Regions from separate parts of the Homo sapiens genome. Here region 2 is linked to region 1. A link is a loop called in an ENCODE intact Hi-C map of the cell type or tissue named here. Cell type or tissue: mesothelial cell of epicardium. All regions are shown on one strand.

The links. Peaks named below come from ENCODE experiments on the same cell type or tissue, not always from the same donor. Only the 100,000 strongest peaks of a DNase experiment are listed, where the experiment ranks them.
Region 2: it touches region 1 in a loop (15-fold over the local background); 2 of 110 quality-filtered maps call a loop at or near these places.

What each region holds. Positions count from the first base shown.
Region 1 is chr22:48,584,751-48,589,750 of GRCh38, forward strand. The region is part of intron 1 of TAFA5 (TAFA chemokine like family member 5); the gene reads left to right. The region is part of intron 1 of LOC124900480 (a long non-coding RNA gene); the gene reads left to right. Among named protein-coding and RNA genes, the nearest start is that of TAFA5, 98 kb to the left of the region's middle. In mesothelial cell of epicardium, no CTCF peak of the experiment used is centred here; no DNase peak of the experiment used is centred here.
Region 2 is chr22:48,849,929-48,854,928 of GRCh38, forward strand. No RefSeq gene overlaps it. Among named protein-coding and RNA genes, the nearest start is that of LINC01310, 14 kb to the right of the region's middle. In mesothelial cell of epicardium, no CTCF peak of the experiment used is centred here; no DNase peak of the experiment used is centred here.

The sequences.
Region 1 (5,000 bases):
ACACACACAACACACCACACACATCACACACGCTACATGCCACTCACCACACAAAATACAGCACACACGCATACACACGTATACAACACACAGCACACAACACGCTAAATACACCACATACCACAAGCACACCATTCACAAAATACATCTCACACACACACACCACACACACACACACAAAATACACTGCACTGATATCACACACACACCACACAGAAAATACATCACACACATTCACATGTACACACACACACCACATGCAGAATACACCACACACACTAGATACCACACGCACACCACTCACAAAAACATCACACACACAGCATACACTACACACACAGCACACACCACGCACACACACACAATACACCACACAGATGCCACACACAACAAAATACACCACACACTAGACACCACACACGACACACTGTGCACACATACCACATGCCAAACACCACACACACACAGAAACCCACAAACATACCACATACACAACATACATACACAGATAATATACCACCTAACCACACACAACACACACACATAAAATACACCACATACACATACAAAATATTCACACACACACACATAAAATACACCACATACACATACAAAATATTCATACACCACACAGCACACACCACACACACCACACACCACATACACACACACAACACATCACACACATGCCACATCCCACACACCACACAAAATACACCACACATACACCACATACAAAATACACCACATACACCATACAAACTAGATACCACACACCACTCACAAAAAACATCACACTGCTCATACCACACAGCACACACCGCAGACACACAATACACCACACAGATACCACACACAACAAAATACACCACACACACTAGACATCACACACACACTATGCATTATGCACACACACCACACACACCACAAACATACACAACGTATACACAGACACAGAATATACCACACACAACACACACACATAACATACACCACATACGCATACCAAATACGCATACCACACACACACCACACATACCCTGTGAAGGCCACGCACACACAAAGCGCAGAAACACACCCCCACACAAACACATGCCAAGACACACACACACAAACATACACCACATGCATGTTATACACACACAGCCAAACATCATAAACACACGTTACACCCATCACACCGCACACACACGATACCCCAAACACCACACAGTCTGCAGCTCACCCCGTGGGCCCAGCCTGGCGTTCTGGAGGAAGGGAGAGGAGGGTGGACCCCAGCTTCGGCCTCTGCCCCTGCAGCCTTGTCCCCATCCTCACCCGGACCCTGACCCTGGCCCTCGCTGGCTGGGCCTCTGCAGAGGCTTCCTGAGGAGGAAGGTACTGCCCTGACCTTCACAGCTGGGGCAAGTGTGGCCCAGTGAGGTCAAGGGAGGGTGCAGATCCCAGAGGATAGCAGGACAGGTGCAGCCACGTGGCTCTCTTCTCTCTATGACCCCAGGCAGAGGTGGCGTGGGTGTTGCCTGGGCATTGCACACGCACCTCCTGCTGCAGGCTGCATCACCCGTCTTGCAGGTCTTGTGCTCCTCCCAAGGGTCACACCCACCTATGCAAATAACCTTTGGGACGAGGAAGCCCCACCTGCAGCATGATACCAGGCTAGTGGCTGGGCTTCTGGGACCCTCGGTCTCCTCTTTGCAGGAAGGGAATGATAAAAGGAGTGGAAGCCCGAGGACTTCCACGGGGGTCCCCTGACAGATGGCCCCAGCAGTGACCTTGTGCAAAACCCAGGAGCCACCCCTGCCAAGTGCTGGGCGTGTCTGTGGAGCAGATGAGGCCACAGGCACTGGCCACAGGACTGCGCTGTCTGGAGAGGGATTCGCACACATTTGCAGGGGTGCAGGGCTGGTGTTCTCAGGATTTTGCCTGGCTTCTCTGGATCCGGAGGTCCTGGGAAGGTGGCTTGGACCCTGGTGGGCGGAGTCTTTGAAGTGCAGTCTGGAATCTTCCATGCACAGTTGGGCGACCTGGACAGTGCCCACTGTGTTCTCTAGAGAGTTCCTCAAGGATGCAGCCCCTTTGTCCAGACACTGTTGCAGGAGGCAGGGAGGGAGGCCTGCCCCATGTCCCCTGGATGGCAGGATGGGCTCCCACCTTGTGTCTGGCTGGGCTGTAGTGTGCGGGGCAGCCAAAAGGCACCCTCCGGGTAATCAAGGCCTACCCCACATGGGGACTCTGGTGAGAACCGGGCCTCCACCGACCCCCTGTCCAGGGTGCAGGAGCCAGGCCCGTGCTGTCAGCTGTGTCTGTTTGTCTGTGGTTTCCCTGTGGCTTCATGGCACATGCAGGTCTCTCTTCATGCTTTGGGTGTGGAAGCCGTCGTCAGCTGAGAGTGTTCTGTGGGTGGGTAGCTCTCCTTCCTCCTGAATTTGGGGTGACCTTCTGTGTGGAGGCCCATGACGGTTTCCCATGCATTCCGGGGCTCTGGGATGCTGTGGGCACGAGTTCTGGAGGGGTCTGCACACCTAGGTTCATCTCACGGGCCTCGGGGTGGGCAGAGGGTCCTGGACTGCAGGGACTTGCCCTTCTTTGCAGCTTTGTGCTTTGGTGGTAAAGAAAGGGCTGTGTCCTCAGCCACACTGGGAGCTGCTGCCCTTGCGTGGAACAGGAGCAGCTGTTTGTGGGCAGTCCAGGTGTGGGCTGCAGGCGGGTCGGGGTGGGCTGCAGGCAGGCATTTAAGGAAGTCACAGCTCCAGGCACCAAGGAGGCAGTGGCTGCTGGCCCTGTCCTTTGCTGCATTTCTGTGGACTCCTAGCCCAGGGAATGGAGCCCTGGAGGGTCCCAGGGTAGCCGGTGTCACCTGAAGTGTCCCAGGGACACCTGGTCCTCTGGCTGATGGGGCCGCCCTGTGGGGTAGGCCAGGCCCTGGCTCTCTGGCCCTCAGGGCAGGGTGCGGGTTCCCCACTTCCCCGGCCCTCACACACACCCTTCCAGCCACCCGCGTGAGCATGCTCCAAACACGGCCTTCTGCCCTTGCCTTTTCTTCTCCTTTTGCGTTTTAAAAATCAAATCAGCGGTTCGGAAGGCCTGGAGCTTGGAGGACTCACGCAGAGGCGGCCTTCTGCCTGCCCTCAGGGGCTCCTGAACTTCCCAGAAGCAGCCCTCCCTCCCAGGCTGAACTTTCTGTCTCAGTCCCCGCACTTTCCCAGCTAGGCGGGCTCCTTGTTCCTGCCCATTTTACTCCAGAAGGGAAGCAGGCAGGCCCGGGTTATCCTGCAGGTGCCAGGAGCCCCCTTGGCCAAGCTCCATCTGTGCATAATGGGGGCTCCAGTGGTTTGGGGGGTTGGTCCATGGGAGAACTGGATGTTCACCAGGGGTCAGCATTGGCCTTGAAGTGTGGAGAAGGGTCATCTTGGCAGAGGTGGCAAGGTGGTGAGCCCCTGGGGCTGAGCACAGGTGCGTCTGGTGAGAGGGGCCTGGCCATGACCGCAGTGACTGCTCTTCACTGTCACCTCCTTTGCTCCTCAGGCCACCTGCGCAGAGGGTGTGATCCTTGCATGACTTTGCCATTGAGGAAATGCAAGGGCAGAAAGTGCAGTCTCGGCGGCCGCCCGAGAACCAGGTGCCCTCTCTCCCGACTTTGCTCCCTGGATGGGGCTGCACTGCCCGTCCTGAAAGGCTCTGCTGAGGCATTGGGGGAAGGAAGGCATTGCTCGCAGTGGGAGGGGTCCTGCAGAGGGTCCCAGGCAGGGTGGGTGCTACCTTCAAAGTTGACAGTGGGACTCCTCACCCCGTCCCCTGTGTTGGACTCGAAGTGGGTCCCCATGGATTGAGTCTGGTGGCTGCTGGGTATCGGGGCTGGTTTCTGGGCTATGGTCTCTTGCTGTGACAACGGGGACCTGCGGGGATGGGGGCACGATTCGGTGCCACCTCCCTGCCTCTGTGGCCTCCCGGTTGGGGCAGGGCAGGGCCTGGAGGTTCTAGAAGGCCCTTGGTTCAGGTGAGCACAGTGCCTTCGGGGATGCTCCTGGCAGAAGACTCAGGAATCTGTGGGAAGACCCGTCCCCGAGACCATTCCAACTGGACCGCATGGAGCCAACCTGGCCCCCCGTGATCTTCCCTGGGTATATTTAGAAGAGGTCATGGAGCCTTTACAATACACACTCTTCAAAGTCAGCCTCTGCCTCAGAGAAGGTGGATTTTATTAGCCAATTACCTTCCTTCTCCTCCGATTACAGAAGCAGCCAAGCAGGCCTTCTGATTCGCTTCACCGATAGAAGAATGCAGACCTTGCTTATAAATAACTGTGCTTTGCAGAACCAGAAAATCCATCTTCAGACCCTCCTGTCCCCAGGGAATGCCTGCACAGTGACAACTCCCTGCTCCTGCCCGCTGGTTGCCTTGGGGACAACCTTGATAGACATGCTGGCCTCAGTTTGGCATGCACGTATTGAGTACCTGCTGTATGCCGGACATGGGCTGCTTGCTGGCGGAAGGTGGCCAGGGGGTGACTGGCTGGGGGTTTGGTAGGTCTCATGGGATCATTTATGTGAAAAGGCAGAGTGAGGACTTGAGTCTCTGCACCTGTGAGAAATGTACACCTGTGGGGTCAGTTGGAGGTCCCCAAAGACAGAGCCACCTGGAAACCAGGGTCGGTTGGAGGTCCCCAAAGACAGAGCCACCTGGAAACCCAGGGTCGGTTGGAGGTCCCCAAAGAGCCACCTGGAAACCCAGGGTTGGTTGGAGGTCCCCAAAGACAGAGCCACCTGGAAACCCAGGGTCGGTTGGAGGTCCCCAAAGACAGAGCCACCTGGAAACCCAGGGTGCTCTCTCATTTGGAAAAAGGGCCTTTGCAGATGTAGTTAAGGTCAGGTTCTCAAGATGATGGTGCCTTAGGTTAGGATGCACCCAAACTCCAAAGGCAAGTCCTTAGAAGAGAAGAGAAGCAAACAGAGAGGGGGCCTCGTGAAGATAGCGCAGGGTCTGGAGTGATGTGGCCACAC
Region 2 (5,000 bases), 270 kb after region 1:
AAACAGTGGCCTTGGGGTGAGCCTGAGGAGGGACACTGGCTCCTGGTCAGTAGCAGGAGCAGCTGTGGGTGGCAGTGCCATTACTGGGACAGGGAAGATGGATGAAGGGAAAATCAGAGGTGGGAGATGAGAGGAGCTGTAGCCACGGCGACAGCACCTTCAGAGCAGACAGTCCTGCCAGCTGCCTGGGCTCTGGGGAGGGTGTGGACTCCACAGGCACCTCTGGGAGTCAGGGGCATGAGTGGTGCTTAAAGCCACAGGGAAGCTCAAAGCCACTCAGGGAGTCGTGGGCAGGGAAAGGCGCCTCAGAGAGCCCAGCTGTGTGCAAAGGAGGGAGGTGAGGAGGAGCCGCAGAGGAGACTGGCCAGGAGCACCCGAGGAGGAGGGAGGGGAGGAAGGCGGTGGGGAGGAGGGAGGTGAGGAGGAGGGAGGTGAAGAGGAGGGAGGTGAGGAGGAGGGAGGTGAGGAGGAGGGAGGTGAGGAGGAGGGAGGTGAGGAGGAGCTGCAGAGGAGACTCGCGGGGAGCACCCGAGGAGCCAGGGGGCGGGGGCCATCGCAGGCACCATAGGGCCTCCCCTGTCCAGGCAGACCTGCCACACAGGAGCTGTCCCCACAGGGGATCCTCATCTGCCTCCAGAGCTCCACCCTGGGCGAGAGGCACCTGAGAGGCCCACCTGGGAGGGAAGGGGCAGGGGGTCCCAGAGCCCCCTTGGGGTTTCTACATCCATCCCGTTCTTTCTTCTCTTTAGATGGAAAAGGGAGGAGAGAGGGTGTTCTGGGCTCTGTGCACCAGGTGACTGATTGGTCGTTTTTCCTGCTTTCTCTCTAGTCACCCTCCAAACCTCCCAAGAGGGCACCGCCAGGAATCCCCAGCTGCAGACAGAGGGCTGGCGGCTCCCTGGGCTCCAGAGATCTTCGCACATCCCTGCTCTGCCAGGGCTCCCACCTTGCAGACAGGAGAAGGTGGCTGAGGCCCAGCCAGAGCCCCCCACAGCCTCGCAGCGGATAGCTAAAGAGGAAGCCTGGCTCAGCTACGCCTGGAGTCCGCCAAGAAGGGACAGCGCTCAATGGTAGAATGACACATGGGTGCTCTAACAGATTCCCGTTTTGTGAAGATGGACAAGCTCTAAGCAGGAGGACTTACAGGAGGTCAGCGGCTGGTGGCCCTGGCAGGGCTATCATGGACCTGTTCCATGAAGAAAGAGACACAGATCTCTCTGTGGAAAGGTGCAGGCTCTGCTGCAGGAGGAAAATGGCAACAAGAAGCCCAGTTGGTGAGTTGATGGGACTCCGTGCAGCCATCTCGCGTGGCCACCGTGAAGTATGGACCAGCCCAGGTGAGTGTTTAATTGATGGGACTCTGTGCAGCCATCTCGCGTGGCCACCGTGAAGTATGGACCAGCCCAGGTGAGTGTTTAGTTGATGGGACTCTGTGCAGCCATCTCGCGTGGCCACCGTGAAGTATGGACCAGCCCAGGTGAGTGTTTAATTGATGGGACTCTGTGCAGCCATCTCGCGTGGCCACCGTGAAGTATGGACAAGCCCAGGGGAGGGTTTAGTTGATGGGACTCCATGCAGCTCTCATGCGTGGCCACCGTGAAGTATGGACCAGCCCAGGTGAGTGTTTAGTTGATGGGACTCTGTGCAGCCATCTCGCGTAGCCACCGTGAAGTATGGACCAGCCCAGGGGAGGGTTTCAGGTCCGGAGATCTCAGTTGAGAGCATCACTGCTCCAGAAAATGACCACAGTGTCATTCTGAGCTCACCGAGGTATCTGTGGACACCAGGCCCCATGGGCGTGCTAGAAAATGGGTTCTGGAGCCCAGGTGGACACCGTTTCCATCTCAGATCTTTGGTCCTCAGCACCTGTCTGCTCCGACGTGGAGGTATCAGCTCCCTGCATCTTACTGAGACACAGGAGCCAGAAGGGTCCCGAGGTTGTCATCATGGTGCTCTCCCCAAGTGCCTCCCAGCTTTGTGTGAGATTGTGGGGGCACATGGCTTCAGGAGGTGGGAAATGGAACAGACACCTGCAGAGTCTGACGGGGCGCTGAGCTCCTTCCCTGCTCTGCTGAGACAGGCTCGGGCCTCATCTGTTATTGGCCAAGGGAAGCAAGGAACCAGGGCAGGTGTGAGGTGTGCACCAGAGGCACCCCTTGAGTTAGGGACGAAAGTCTGGCAGGGCCTGGAGCTACTGCGTGTTTAATCTCGGTGCATGGGTGTCTGCAGGAGCAGAGGGCCCGTCCCAGCGCCGGATCTGTGGTCTGTCCCTGGCTTTCTCCTGGGCATCCTGGAGACGCACAGCTCCCGGCTGTGGCTGTGGTCTTCTCCCTCTGTCCTTGGGTCCCTCCGCAGCTGCAGACTGGGTTAACCTTGAGAATGGACAGTGGTGGCCTGGCCGCTGAGTGACAGCCAGGAAAGAGCAAATATTGACTCCTCACCTCAGGAAAGGGGCTGACGTTCCTTCCGCAGGCGCACACTGACCTTGCTTCCACGGGAATCGATAGAAACCTCTCGAGTCGATAAATCTTAATGTTCCTTTCAACAGAAATCCATGCACCTCACTATTGTTACTTTTCTGGAATGGCGGGCAGGAGCAGGCCTGGGCCTGCGCCAGTGATCAGAGGGTGGTTTAGCCTCAAAGCTTCATCAGACCCTCCTGACTGAGACGACTAAAGACCCGTCCCCTCAGAGGGTGCTGATAGCCCCCCTGCAACTATTCACAGCCCACTGGGCCCACCCCTAACCCACCTCCTGCCTACAGGAACAGCATGGGGAGAGAGAGATGGAAAAGCCACACCCTGTCCCCTGCCTGGGGCAGAATCCCTCTTGTCTGCCAGGCAGGTGACTTGACGCATCCTTTGAGGGAGCTTTGAGGAATAGGACAAACCCTCACTGTGGAAGGCCAGAGGGTCCCCTCTCCTCCCTGGAACGATCCCCCAGCTCCATCTGCAGATCCTCCCCTAGCACAGCCCAGAAGCTGAGAACTGGAGCCCCCAGGATACAGTGGGAGGGATAGGGGTCCTGGGGCTCAAGAGGTCCTGGGACTCAGAACAGGCTGGCAGGAATTCAAGCATCTCTAAGAAGGAAGTTGAGGAGGCCTGGCGTTCCTGGAATGTGGGTTTGTGGTCCTTAAACGCATCCTTCATATTTAAAAATACCCCTTCCTCTCCCACCCCTGTCCGAGCAGCTCTAGATCCTGCTGGCCAGCCACTTCCTCAGATGAGTTCACTGAAAGCAGGAGTCGTCCTCCCATCCATGCACCTCTGAAGCCCAAGGACTTTCAGTGACTTTAGCCAGAGACTTGGGCAGCCACAACTCCTCTAGTGCTGATATGGTTAGGTTTCCTATCTCACCCAAATCTCATATTGAACTGCAATCCCCGTAATCTCTACGTGTCAAGGGAGAGACCAGGTGGAGGGAACTGAATCCTAGGGACGGTTTCCCCCATGCTCTTCTCATGATAGTGAGGGAGTTCTCATGAGATCTGATGGTTTCGTAAGGGGCTCTTCCCCCTTCACTTAGCACTTCTCCTTCCTGCATCCTTGTGAAGAAGGTGCTTGCTTCCCCTTCGCCTTCCACCATGATTGTAAGTTTCCTGAGGCCTCCCCAGCCTTGCTGAACTGTGGATCCATTAAACCTCTTTCCTTTATAAATTATTCAGTCTTGGGCGGTTCTTTATAGCAGTATGAAAGGGACTAATACAAGGGCCAAAGGGAGGCAAGGCTCATTGGTTTGGGTCTCATCACGCCCCCGTGTTCTCACCCCTGCTGTGTGAGCACGGAGGAGTCTGTCTTCCAGCTTGAGCTGGGCCTGCTGGGGATGGGCATGGGGCCCACATAACCCAGGACCTGGATCTGCTCTGAAAGAAAGGGGACAGGTTGCTCAGAGTGACTCTGCCCAGCTGTTAACTAGCCAGTACAGACATATGACACAGCCCAGTAGCGGGGAACATGGACAGCTGCCCATCGGGACCATAGCCCAGTCACCCCACTGTGCTGGCCTCTCCTCCTCTGATAGCACACGGCCCCTCTGGGCAACAAGAAGACAGAGGTGGCTCAAGCCTGGCCAGCTGGACCCCTTCCTAGAGAGTGAGGCTCCCTGGCCTCTCCCTGGCCAGAGACTGGAAAGCATGAATATGGTCTCATGGAGAAAAGCAGGTGCAGTGGAGAAAAGTGAATCCCCGAACAGAGACACAGACATGAGAGTGCATGGAGGGAGGGACACAGAGGCTGAGCTGAGCTGGCAGGGCTGTGTGGGCTGGCAGTCCCCTTTTTACTCCAACAGAATCATGGACTGCTTTGGGTCTCCCTCACTACCAAAGTGGGGGTAGGATTTTGCCACTTGGGGGTGGGGAGGGTGGTGGAGAGCAGGAGACTGGGGCTGCCCTCTGCCATGGCAGGTTCAGCCACAGCACCTGCAGGAGCAGAGGCAAGAGGAGCTTGAGGTGAGGAGCCACCAAGGAGCAGAAGGGATCAGGGAGCACTTGGCACATCCCTCTATCACTTCCAAGAACTGGTTCTGCTGCCCTGGTCACCAGGAGCCCCTCTTGCCACAGCAAAGGTTGCAAGAGCCATCTCAGGACCAAACGTGTTTGTGCATACCTTTGAGCCTGTGCATGTTAGGTTTCTAAATTGTGCCTTTCCACTCACATTGCTTAATCTGGGAGCTGAAGGATGGATAGGCATCAGGTGAAGAGGAAGGGAAATGCATTCAAGAGGGAGGAACCACCAAGAACCCAGGGACCACCAGCAATGGCAGCAAAGGGGGAGCAGCAGGAGGTGAGATGAGTCAGAAAGGAAGCATCAGCTCATTCAAAGCTTTGAGGCTTTGCATGGAGGGTGAGCTTGGTTGGTTGTGAGTCAGAGCCTGAGAAGTGGTCTGTGGGGGAGTGAAATGAGAAGCAGGTCTTCATGAAAGACCACTCTGGTGAGTGGGAAACTTGGAGATCAAATGTGGAAGGGGGAACAATGTGGGAGTGGACTTGGCTGGGGCAAAGG